2 separate regions of the Homo sapiens genome follow, and region 2 is linked to region 1. Evidence: chromatin loops called from intact Hi-C (ENCODE). Cell type or tissue: Caco-2. All regions are shown on one strand. Links, peaks and the distances in the headings refer to the core of each region. The heading gives the core; the rest is flanking DNA.

Region 1 (5,377 bases), core at 73-5,072:
GAGTTTACTTGAACAAACAGCAGTGCGTGGGTTGGACAGCTCCAGATCACAGTACCGGACAGAAGACGCAGGAGTGAAAGGCTTTTATAAGGTAAATGTGGAACCAGGGCAAGACAATATTTGGTAGGTGAAAGTGGAGCAGTAGCCATATTTGGATCATTCCAGTGGAAAGTAGTTCGAGTTTGAGGTTAGATGGCAGTTTCAGAGTGGTTAAGCTTCAGTTTCATTTTCCTTTAAGCTAGTCACTTACAAAAGAGAGCCCAGTGCAGTGGCTTATGCCAGTAGTCCTGGCTACTTGGGAGGCTGAATTGGGAGGATCACTTGAGTCCAGGAGCTCAAGACCAGCTTGGGGAACATACTGAGACTCTGTCTCTATTTAAACAAACAAACACACAGACAAACAAACACACAAACAGATGTATTTGGGTTAGGTTTTGGTTTGCTCATGTAGGAACCTAGGACTTCAGAGCCACCCCTAACTGCCTCCTATTAAATTATTTTAACAGTGCTCTCTGGTCTGTTACACCAGTTGCCAATCTTTCCTCTTCATTCCAGCTCCCAGTTTTGGGTTGATGCCTTTTGTCCTCCGCACTCCTATTCTCTTTGGCCATTTGGGCTTATGAGTCCTACTACTTTACTATTATTCTTAGTGAAATTTGTAGATGAACAGTGGCAAACATATATGTTCAATTGGAAACATTTTTGTCTTGCCTGATTCTTTTTTAACGACATAATTATCACCAGAAGGCAAATGTTCTCTAGCCGACTCTCAATTGCACTGAGAAAGAGAATGGCCAGCTCAGTATTTTGAATTTCATCAAGCTTCTTATTAAATACAAGTGTAACTTACATGTCTATCGGTACTGTCAGCCTGACGAAATCAAAGCTAATACTTTCTGATTTTCACAGAATTCTGTCATTATCTGGTGTTTCCTGAAGCCTGAAGCTCTCCTTTTATGATGTGTTTGATGGCTATGCTTGAGGGAGGCAGGATAGTTTTCAGGCAAAGGTGGCACTGTTATTAGGTGCTAGATGAAGGGTCTAAGAGAACCTCATAAATTCTTCAATAGAAAGCTGCTGGCTTATTCACATCTGCAGGGTCCCTGCTGCCTTTGTGTTTGGAATTTAAAACTATTCCCAAGGTATGTGTGAGCACTGTTCTTTGTTCACGTCCCCCTCCCCCACAGTATGGTGATCTTTCACAATCCATTATCTGTTTTCTTTTGATAGGATTTCTTTTTGGCGGGGGTATGATAACTTTGATTTTGCTTCTGTTCCATTTGTTCTGATTTCCTTGGTAATGCTTGCTTTCCTTTCATCTTTGTCATCTCTTCATTTTATATGTTTTATTTCAGTTGCAGTGAGTTTTGTCGTATTATTTCTCTTAGGAAAGTCTATTCTGGTTTAACAAAGAAAAGTAATGCTTTCCTTTACCTCACTGAGAATAAAGTGCATATATATTTTGCTACAAAAAAAAATCTATGCTTTATGGAGGAACTCTATTAGGGGTGGGGTGGGCTGGGCTGAGATTTTCGCTTGAGCCTTTACTACATTGCCCTTCTTTTGTTTGTAATAGGGAGTTAATTTTTTTAAAATCCTATGTCTTGTTTGTTTATTTTTGTTAAAATTATCTGATTTTTTTTTTTTAAACCAGAGGAGAGGAGTGCTGGTTTTAAGGTTGGTGACTTAAAACCTGATTGATTGTAAAGAGAAGTATCCAGAGACAATATTAAAATAAACTTGGCCCTGAAAATGTTGCTTTTTGGTTTCCATTTACTTTGGAGGTCTCCTGGAGCAGAGGAAAGATTACAGAATGGAGCGCCTCCACAGAGTCTTCTGTGGGAGTGTTAGTCATTCAGTATTTCTCAGTTGCCTTTGTAGATGCAAATTATCAGTTCAAATCATCTAAGCAAAGGAGAAAAAAAAAGACCTCTCCAAGTCTAATCTGAGAAGAAAATCTCCTCGGGAGTAAAGTCTCAGTTCAGAGAACAAAGGAAGAAAAGACCAAAGGATTATTTACCTTTGACTGCTTTGGGGGATTCCGAGGCCACCAAGCATACAAATGCAAAAGAAAGCTTAGGGCTAGACATTCCTTTCTCTACTCTTTCTTTCTTCTTCTTTTGTGCAATGCAATAGACAGACCTGCCCAGAGGCAAGGGAGCTAAGGAGTTTCTAAACTTGAGGTCGGGGGCAATGCAGTAGTAGTATTATAAAAGCCTTTGTTACTGATTAAGGTCAACAGGGTGAGAAAATACAGAAGCTAGAGAGAAATCTTTATGGGAATGCAATCTAAGGGTGCTACATTTGGGAAGATGACTAGTAATTTTTCCTCCTAGGAGAAAGAACAGGAGAGGTCTTTTCCTTTAGAAGATTCTGATAAGCCAACAAATAAGCCAAACTGAGAGAGGCAGCTTTCCCAACATCCAGCCTCCCCATGGGAATCACAGACTGTTGAGAAGAGGGTGTTTGTTATTCATAATGGCTGAGGCTAAGACAAAAGTGGATTTGGGCTCCCATAGCAATCCCCAGGCCTTAATCAAATGTTCTTTTTTTTTTTTTTTTTGAGACTGAGTCTCACTCTGTCACCCAGGCTGGAGTGCAGTGGCACAATCTTGGCTGACTGCAACCTCCACCTCCCAGATTCAAGCGATTCTCCTGCCTCAGCCTCCAGAGTAGCTGGGATTACAGACATGCACCACTACACCTGGCTAATTGTTATATTTTTAGTAGAGATGGGGTTTCACAATGTTGGCCAGGCTGTTCTTGAATTGCTGACCTCAGGCGATCCACCTGCCTTGGCCACCCAAAGCTTTGGGATTACAGGCTTGAGCCACCGTGCCGTCTCAAATGTTCCTCTCAAAGTCAAATAGTGAGTCTTACCTTTTATAATTACAGAAATACAGATGTTGCCACAAGTCAGACAGGGAAATACAAAACAATATCCCAGAGAAATCACCATGGGAAAAATGAAGGTGTCTGTACATTAGATTATCTTTACGTTTACTTTAAAATGCTTCAGCATGGATAGTGTGGTGTGATGTGTTCTAGTTGCTTTCATTCTTTACTTAGGAATAGTTAGTTGGGCATTTGAAGAGCCCTGACTGAAACTGGCTTTGCAAAAGTATGACAGAGAAATTGGACGTGGCTGACTGCATCTTGCTTCTAGCCTCACAGGCTGGCTGGCTTTGCTCATTCGTGGGTGTGGGCCAAGATAACTTTGGGAGAAACTTAGTTTATAGTTTAAATGATAATAACCTTCCCCCAAAACTAAACGATTCTTGTAAAACTAATGAAAGGCCATGAAGTTAGGAGGATGAGAGGGGCTTAAATTCTAAATAATTACCAGCCATTATTATGGAGGTCGTAAGATTTGCAACTTCCCCAATTACTCTTGCAGACAACATCACTATTGTAGAAACTAAGACTGGCCTTTTGAGATGTCTTTTCAGGTTTTTGCATTTCTGACAATGGATGGCCCCACCTGGACCTGCCAACCAGTCCTGTGGCCCCAACCCAGGAACTTACCCACCATAAGAGGGCAGCTTTGATTCCCTATGATTTCATCTCTGACCCAACCAATCAGTATGCCCCTACCTTAGGCCCCTGCTCATCAAAAGATCCTGGGAAAAACCCTAATCTTTGAGCCTTTGGGGAGATTGAGTTGAGTGATAACAGTCTCCTGTGTGGTGTGGCCAGCCTTGTGTCAATCAAACTCTTTTCTTTACTGCAATGGCATGGTCTCAGAGAGTTGATTTTGTGTGTGCAGCAGGCAAGGAGAACCCATCAGGGAGTTACATAATTTGGATATATGGGTGAAGGAAGTCCTCTCCTCCATTCTGAAGATTTGAGGCTGAAAGTCTGGGGAAATAAGCTGGCAATAGACAGATTAAAAGGAGAAAAAAATATATATATACATTTTATTAACATGCAGAAAGGCATCACATGGAAGTTAAGAAACTACCCAATAACTCAATGAGACCTAAAAGCTTTTATATTCCCTTCATAAGAGAGAGGGAAGGGGAGTATGTAGGCAACCTAGGGAGAGTAAATGATTATGAAAAGTACGAATCAGCCTTCAGAAGAATAGGTTATATCCTGTCTGTAGGAGGTGCTAACCTCCAGCTTTTTCTAGGTTTGACTTCTGTTGTGTGTTAATCTTCACGGATAGATAAAAATCCCCAGGAAGCATTTCTTGACAATTGGCTTCCTTCTGGAGAATCTGCACTTAGTCAGATAAGGGAAATTCAGGAAAAGCCCCTCTGTGCGTTTGGCATTTCCCAAATGACTTCAGTTTGAAGTAATCAGCATACCAATGCTGCATATTTTGGGGTGATATTTCTGAACTCTCTCAGGAAAAATATACTCCTGGATGGTAGGTTAATATTTGAAATTGTCAGTTCAGGCTTGGCTTGGTGGCTCACGCAGGTAATCCCGGGACTTTGTGAGGCCAAGGTGGGTGTGGATCACTTGAAGTCGGGAGTTCGAGACCAGCCTGGCCAACATGGCAAAACCCCGTCTCTACTAAAAATTCAAAAAAAGAATTAGCTAGGCATTGGGTTCATGTCTGTAATTTCAGCTACTTGGTGGGGGCTAAAGCAGGAGAATCGCTTGAAACTGGGAGGCAGAGGTTGCAGTGAGCCGGGATCGTGCCACTGCACTCCAGCCTCAGCAACAAAGTGAGGCTTCATCTCACACACAAAAAAAGAAATTCTCCATTCAGAAGCCACATTCCAGAAGGATTAGATTATGGCTCCAGTCGTCTTTATCTCATATCAATCCCAGGGGGTTTGTTAATTAGCATAAGGGATGTTAGAAATGATTTTTTACTGGTAAAATGAATTCAATTTTATGTGGATTGGATAAAAATGTCTTATGGATACTCTTGCCTTTGCATAAATGAGGTGTAAAAGTCCAGCTAGCCTGTCTATTCATTTTGAATTATGTCTCCAGGCTTGAAATTCTAGACTGTTTGAATTATCTCTCCAGGCTTGAAATTCTAGACTGTAGTGAGAGAATTTTTCACCTGACTCTCATTTGAGAGTTAGTTAATCCTGCTCCAAAGCTGGAACATGGTCCTCCTGTCTCTGACGCTCATAAGGTTCTGTGGGAACACTGAAAGGTCAGAGAGCTAAGACTTCATCAAGCTTATAAAACGGGTAGTATGACTATTTGGAGGGCCTGATTGCTAATACATATTTATACCCATGGCTGAATGAGGTCTGAAATTTGCTTTCATTATAACATACCATTTGGAATTGAAGTCTCTATGGTTGTCACCAAATTCTAATTACTGGAAGCTTTGGAGAGCTAATCATAAAGCAACTAATAAGGGTGTATGACCAAATTGGCTTAAGTATCTTGAAAACAGCATTGAAGC
Region 2 (5,377 bases), core at 124-5,123, 140 kb after region 1:
TTTTTTAGCTGGGACAAACTACTGATATTTCAAAAGTAACAGAAATGTCAAGCCAGAGATAACCTGATTTAGGAACCAACCCAGGCTGTCATGGTGAAAAACAGGGTGGAATCTTAGCTACTGATTACAATGTGAAGTCATTGCTCTATCAGTTTGGCTTGGCTAGCAAAAGGTGGCCTAGTTATGCAAATGCAGTCCCTCAAGTAGTAAAACTCTTTCTTTTTTTGCTGGCCGTTTTTTTTCCCCCCCGGCTATGGGAATTTAGCTAATTCAGAGGCTTTGTTCCGCATAATTTGGAACTTTTTTTCAGACTTGATCAAGTTGGGTAGAGTTGGTCAAACCCGAAGGAAAAAGATCAAAACAACAACAAAAACAGAAACAAAAAACAGTTAGCAAAACAAACAATTGCATAATTTATACAATAACTGAATACTCTAATGGTAAGGAAAAATTAAGATCAGCTGGTTGTTAATGTTAACTTTAGTCATTAAGGAGAATTTCCAAGACAAAACCCAAATTCAGCTACTTATCTAGGAATGGGGCCCAGGCTGAAGACTGCGCTCTACCATCTTAGAAGCAGGAAAAATCTCAAACATTCCTTCCCTGTTGGAAGTGAGCTGAAGCTCCAGGAATGAGTTGGCTGCTCTCCATCGTCATGGAAGCAAAAAAGCTGGCCTTCTTGTTGGAAGTGAATAAAACTCCAGAAAAAGGAGTTGTACAGCAAAATAAACCTTAAATCGCAACCAAATTTGGGGAGATCAAGGATTCTGTGGAGGGGAGTAGCTCCCAGACCTCAGCAAAATGTCCTGTTGGTTTGAGCAATAAAGATATTCGTTCACGCTGGTACCAAGCACCAATAGGAGATTTGTCAAAGGTAAGGGACACCTCCACTCAGAGTCCCTTACCTGGGTTGCCAATTTATAAACCAAAAAGTATTCAAGAGAGGTCTCAATTGATTAGAACTTTATTTTGCCAAAGTGAAGGATGTGTGCCTGGGAGACAGGCCTGTTTCTTTCTCCAAAGATGATTTTGAGGGCTTCAGTACTTAAAGGGGAAAAGCAGGCTGGAGGAGACAGAGGGAGGATATGGTCACATTACTGAATCCACATGTTGTAAGAGAAAAAAAGTAGGTAGGGGAATAGTCAATTATGTATTCATCCTGTGCTCACTATACCATAAGGTGACCACAGAATAGCTACTTGTGGAGATTTTTAACTTATCTGTAGCTTGCTGCTTAGTAACAAAATGGAAAGTAGCTTCTTGCATGACTCAGTTTTCAGGTTAATTTTTTTTTCTTTTGGCAGAGTGAGTTGGGATCCCAACTTTCTACTTTCCTTTCACAGATCATATATTTAAATGTGAAAAGTAAAAATATAAAGCTGTTTGGGGCTCAGAAACCAATACCTCCAAGTATGGCATTTTGACTTGCTGAACTGAAAAAGCCTCAAGGTCTCTTTGACCTTCCCCTGTCCTCCACTGCCTCTCCCAAAGAAGCTGACGTTCCTTTATCTGCCTAGGATCCGGATCCAGCAAGGAGGACAGTTCTTTCTTCCGCTCCGTTATCTCATTATCTATTGCAGAAAAGACCCAGATGTGACCATACCTGAGAAGACGGTATAAAGACTGTCTCCAAGGATCATTTAAATTCCAAAGAAAATGATTTGCAAGTTGATCTCTGCTCCCCAATCCAATCATTCTCCCTATCAATTATTTATCGCCCCTCAGTGGAATTCCTCTTCTACCTGCTCCCATAATCTATGTTACCAGGGTACAAGCCCCCATTCTTTGTATAACTTCAAGACAGTATATAAGTTTCTATAACTCAAAAAGTTTCTATTACTCACTGGGAAGTTGGGTCTTCATTCTGAAGGCTCCTATGTAGACACATTGAATTAATTTTTATGTCTTTTCTCCTCTTAATCAGTCTGCTTCATGCCAGTGATTTTTCAATGAACCTTTAGTGGGTGAATGGCCATAGCCCCCACAACATGGCAGTGTGAGCAGGATGGTCAAAGCTATGCTTCTGTCCTGGAAGCTGCATTGAAGAGAAACCAGGAACCTGGGCAAAGGATTCCTTTACCCGGAACCCGGAAGCAAAGGGGTAAGAATTTCTTACCAGCCAGGGGGCCTCTCTCCCTCTGTGCACTCCAGCCGATGAGATGGTAAAAATCACTGGTTGTCTCCTCTACATGGTTTTGATCAATGGGAAAAAAGAATTTGTGTGACAAGCCTTGGGTTGTAGTGACTCTGGTGTACATGTGGTATGAATATTCATACTGTTTGACCCACTTCCCTCGCAGAAATAGCTTTTTTTGTTGCTCTTTTCCTTTGTCTTTTTCTTTCTGGGTTGTTCCGTCATAAAGAGGGGTACCGTAGGGGAGAACATGAGCCTAGAACCCCTTTAAACCCACTGTTCAAGAGCCTGCAGACTCATCAGTTTTCACAGTTCTATGTTGTCATCTGTAAAGACAAACTTTGCTGTAGGTCCCAGAAATAAAAATCAGATGAGAGTCCCCTCTCATCTTGTTTTATGGCCTTGAGAGCTTGATCTTGTGACTAGATGGGGGTACCCTCTCTTGGTCTCTGCCATCCGGACTGCATGATTTTTTTTTAAATTTTAACTTTTATTTTTGACACAAGATCTCATTCTGTCATCCAGGCTGGAGTGCAGTGGTGTGATCATGACTCACCAAAGCTTTGACCTCATCGGCTCAAGTGATCCTTCCACCTCAGCTCCCCAAGTAATTTGGATTATGGGCACGTGCCACAATGCCTGGCTAATTTTTTTTGATTTTGTGTAGAGATGGTATCTCATTATGTTGCCCAGGCTGGTCTCGAACTCCTGGGCTCAATGTTGGAGGTGGGGCCTGATGGGAGGTGACTGGATCCTGCCTCAGCCTCCCAAAGTGCTGGGATTACAGGCATTACACTGTGTCCAGGAAGAGGGCATGAATTTTTGGGTTCATATCAGGGGACCAGTCTGAAAGGACAGGGAGTCCAAGATGTAATATTTTAAGCAGCACACTCTTCATCTCAAGGGTGTCAAGCTCTTAGGGGAGTTTTGTCTTAAAAGGTCCCGTCTCTATGGGGCTTCTGTTGTGTAAACCAAAAAGTATCTGAGACAGGTCTCAATCAATTTAGAAGTTTATTTTGCCAAGGTTAAGGACATCCTTGGAAGAAATAAACATGGAATCACAGAAACAGTCTGTGGTCTGTGCCTTTCTCTAGCTGTGATTTTGAGGGCTTCAGTTTTTAAAGGGGAAAAGTGGGCTGGAGGGGAAAGAGGGAGGGTATGGTAATCCACATGTTGCAAGAGAAAAGCAGCAGGCAGGGGAATTTATGCATTCAATTTATGTATACAATTATGTATTTATCTCATGATCAGTAAATCAGCACTTTACATAAGATAAGGTGAACATAGAGTAGCTGCCTGAGGAGATGATTAACCTTTTATCTGCAGCTATCTGCTTAGGAACAAAAGGCAAGGCAACATCTTACATGACTCAGCTTTCAGGATAATTTTTTTCTTTTGGCATAATGAATTAGGGCCCCAAGTATTTATTCTCCTTTCACATTGTCTTTTGTTACTTTAAGTCTATTTCTGAGAGTAAGTTTTTAATGATCATGGGGATTGCTTCCTCGACGCCCTCCCCAGGAATACCTCTTGCTTATGTAGAAAAAAACCTGGAAAGTTACCACCTGGGCTTTCAAGAGGCTTTTGCATTGAGTTACTATTGGAACTAAGTACACCACTGAAAATAAAAAAGATTTTATACATTTCTTATTCTAAATAATTAATGGGAAAATCAAAAATTTTAAAAGGACATAGGCTAGTATCATGGCTAGCCTTAGAAATTCTCTTGATAAAATTAAAAAGAGTGAAAAAAAAAAGTTTTGACCTGAAAGTTAAAATCTTTTGCAAGTTCAAAACTGCCTGCTCTACATTCCCTCCGGGAAGATCAGTGGAGAGCACCTGATGTGGTTTGGATGTTTGTCCTCTCCAAATCTCACGCTGAATGTGATTCTCAAAGTTGGAGGTGGGACCTGGGCGGAGGGAGGGTGATTGGATTATAGGAGCAGATCCCCCATGAAGAGTTGAACACCATTCCCTTGGTGATAAGTGAGTTCTTAGTTCATGCAAGTTCTGGTTGTTTAAAAGAGTCTAGGATCTCTCTTCTTTCTCTCTCTCTCTCTCACTCACTCTTGGCATGTGACATGCTGGCTCCCTATCACCTTCTATCATCATTGTAAGTGTCCTGAGGCCTCACCGGAAGTAGATGCCAGCACCATGCTTCCTTTAAAGCCCGCAGAGCCATGAGCCAATCAAACCTCTTTTCTTTATAAATTACCCAGCCTCAGGTATTTCTTTATAGCAATGCAAATACAGGCTAATGCACCACCCCATGCCGTAGTACAGTAGCTAAGTCTCTCCCATTTGACTAATGCTGCGTGGGTTCAATACCCAGCCAGGGAATTGCCATTTATTGATCCTTTTTCCTTCCATGGACAGTTTCCGATTTCTCGTCCTGTGTTTTCCTTTCTCTGAGCTATCTCTAGGGTGATTCTGGATCGTGTAAAAATTGTTTGCCACCTCTTTGGAGATAACTCGTGCACCCATGATTAAGTCATAATTTTGATTGAGACCCTTAGAAAGATACCTTTGGTAAAGAAACTCAAAAGCCAAAAATATCGGCTGTTGTCCTGGGTAAAATCTGGTAACAGGAGACTTGAAAGAATTGTTTTTTTAAAGAGCTCTGTGGCTAAAAATCAGCTTAATTAAAAGCTGATATTCAAGTGTTCTCTCTCTGTCTCTCTCTCTCTCTATAAATATATACACATATATATATACGTGTGTGTGTGTGTGTGTGTGTGTGTGTGTGTGTGTGTATTTAAAAGGCCTTATACTTTTCTTCCCTTTTTTTTTATTCTATTTTTGGGAATTTTTTTTTTTCAGATGACTGAAACCTTTTTAAAGAACTCATGTGTTTGGTTTCTATGTTCACTTCCTTTTCTTAAAAATTGTTCTTCAAGTTAGTTTTATTTCACCCTATTCTTCATATATTGTAAATTCTAACAGCCCGAGAACCCTTAAGAAAAACAGAAAAAGGTGCCACAGACTCCTTTTTGGGAGCACCTGCTTTTTTTTCCTCTGGGAATCCCAAGTTGTAAATGGACATAGTCCTCTCAGATCTAAAACTGTTCTTTCTGTATTGTGTTATGTGGTCTTTTTGGCTTTTTGGGGTACCAGAAATTACTTTGCATTGCGCAAAAATAACCTTGGTGTATGTAATAGTTAAGTAAGAGATACACTCTTAGAGATGGCTAGTGGTAGTTACTTATAGTGAATGGTTATTACTCCAAGGTGCTACTTATTTTG

The links. A loop is a pair of places that touch in the nucleus more often than their neighbours do. Peaks named below come from ENCODE experiments on the same cell type or tissue, not always from the same donor. Only the 100,000 strongest peaks of a DNase experiment are listed, where the experiment ranks them.
Region 2: it touches region 1 in a loop (13-fold over the local background); 1 of 110 quality-filtered maps calls a loop at or near these places.

The regions. Positions count from the first base shown.
Region 1 is chr7:138,166,250-138,171,626 of GRCh38, reverse strand. No RefSeq gene overlaps it. Among named protein-coding and RNA genes, the nearest start is that of MIR4468, 45 kb to the right of the region's middle. RefSeq lists enhancers at 13-132, 831-1,506, 1,588-2,458. In Caco-2, for the core only: no CTCF peak of the experiment used is centred there; DNase peaks (open chromatin) are centred at 1,136 and 2,046.
Region 2 is chr7:138,028,211-138,033,587 of GRCh38, reverse strand. No RefSeq gene overlaps it. Among named protein-coding and RNA genes, the nearest start is that of CREB3L2, 29 kb to the right of the region's middle. RefSeq lists an enhancer at 1,149-2,348. In Caco-2, for the core only: no CTCF peak of the experiment used is centred there; no DNase peak of the experiment used is centred there.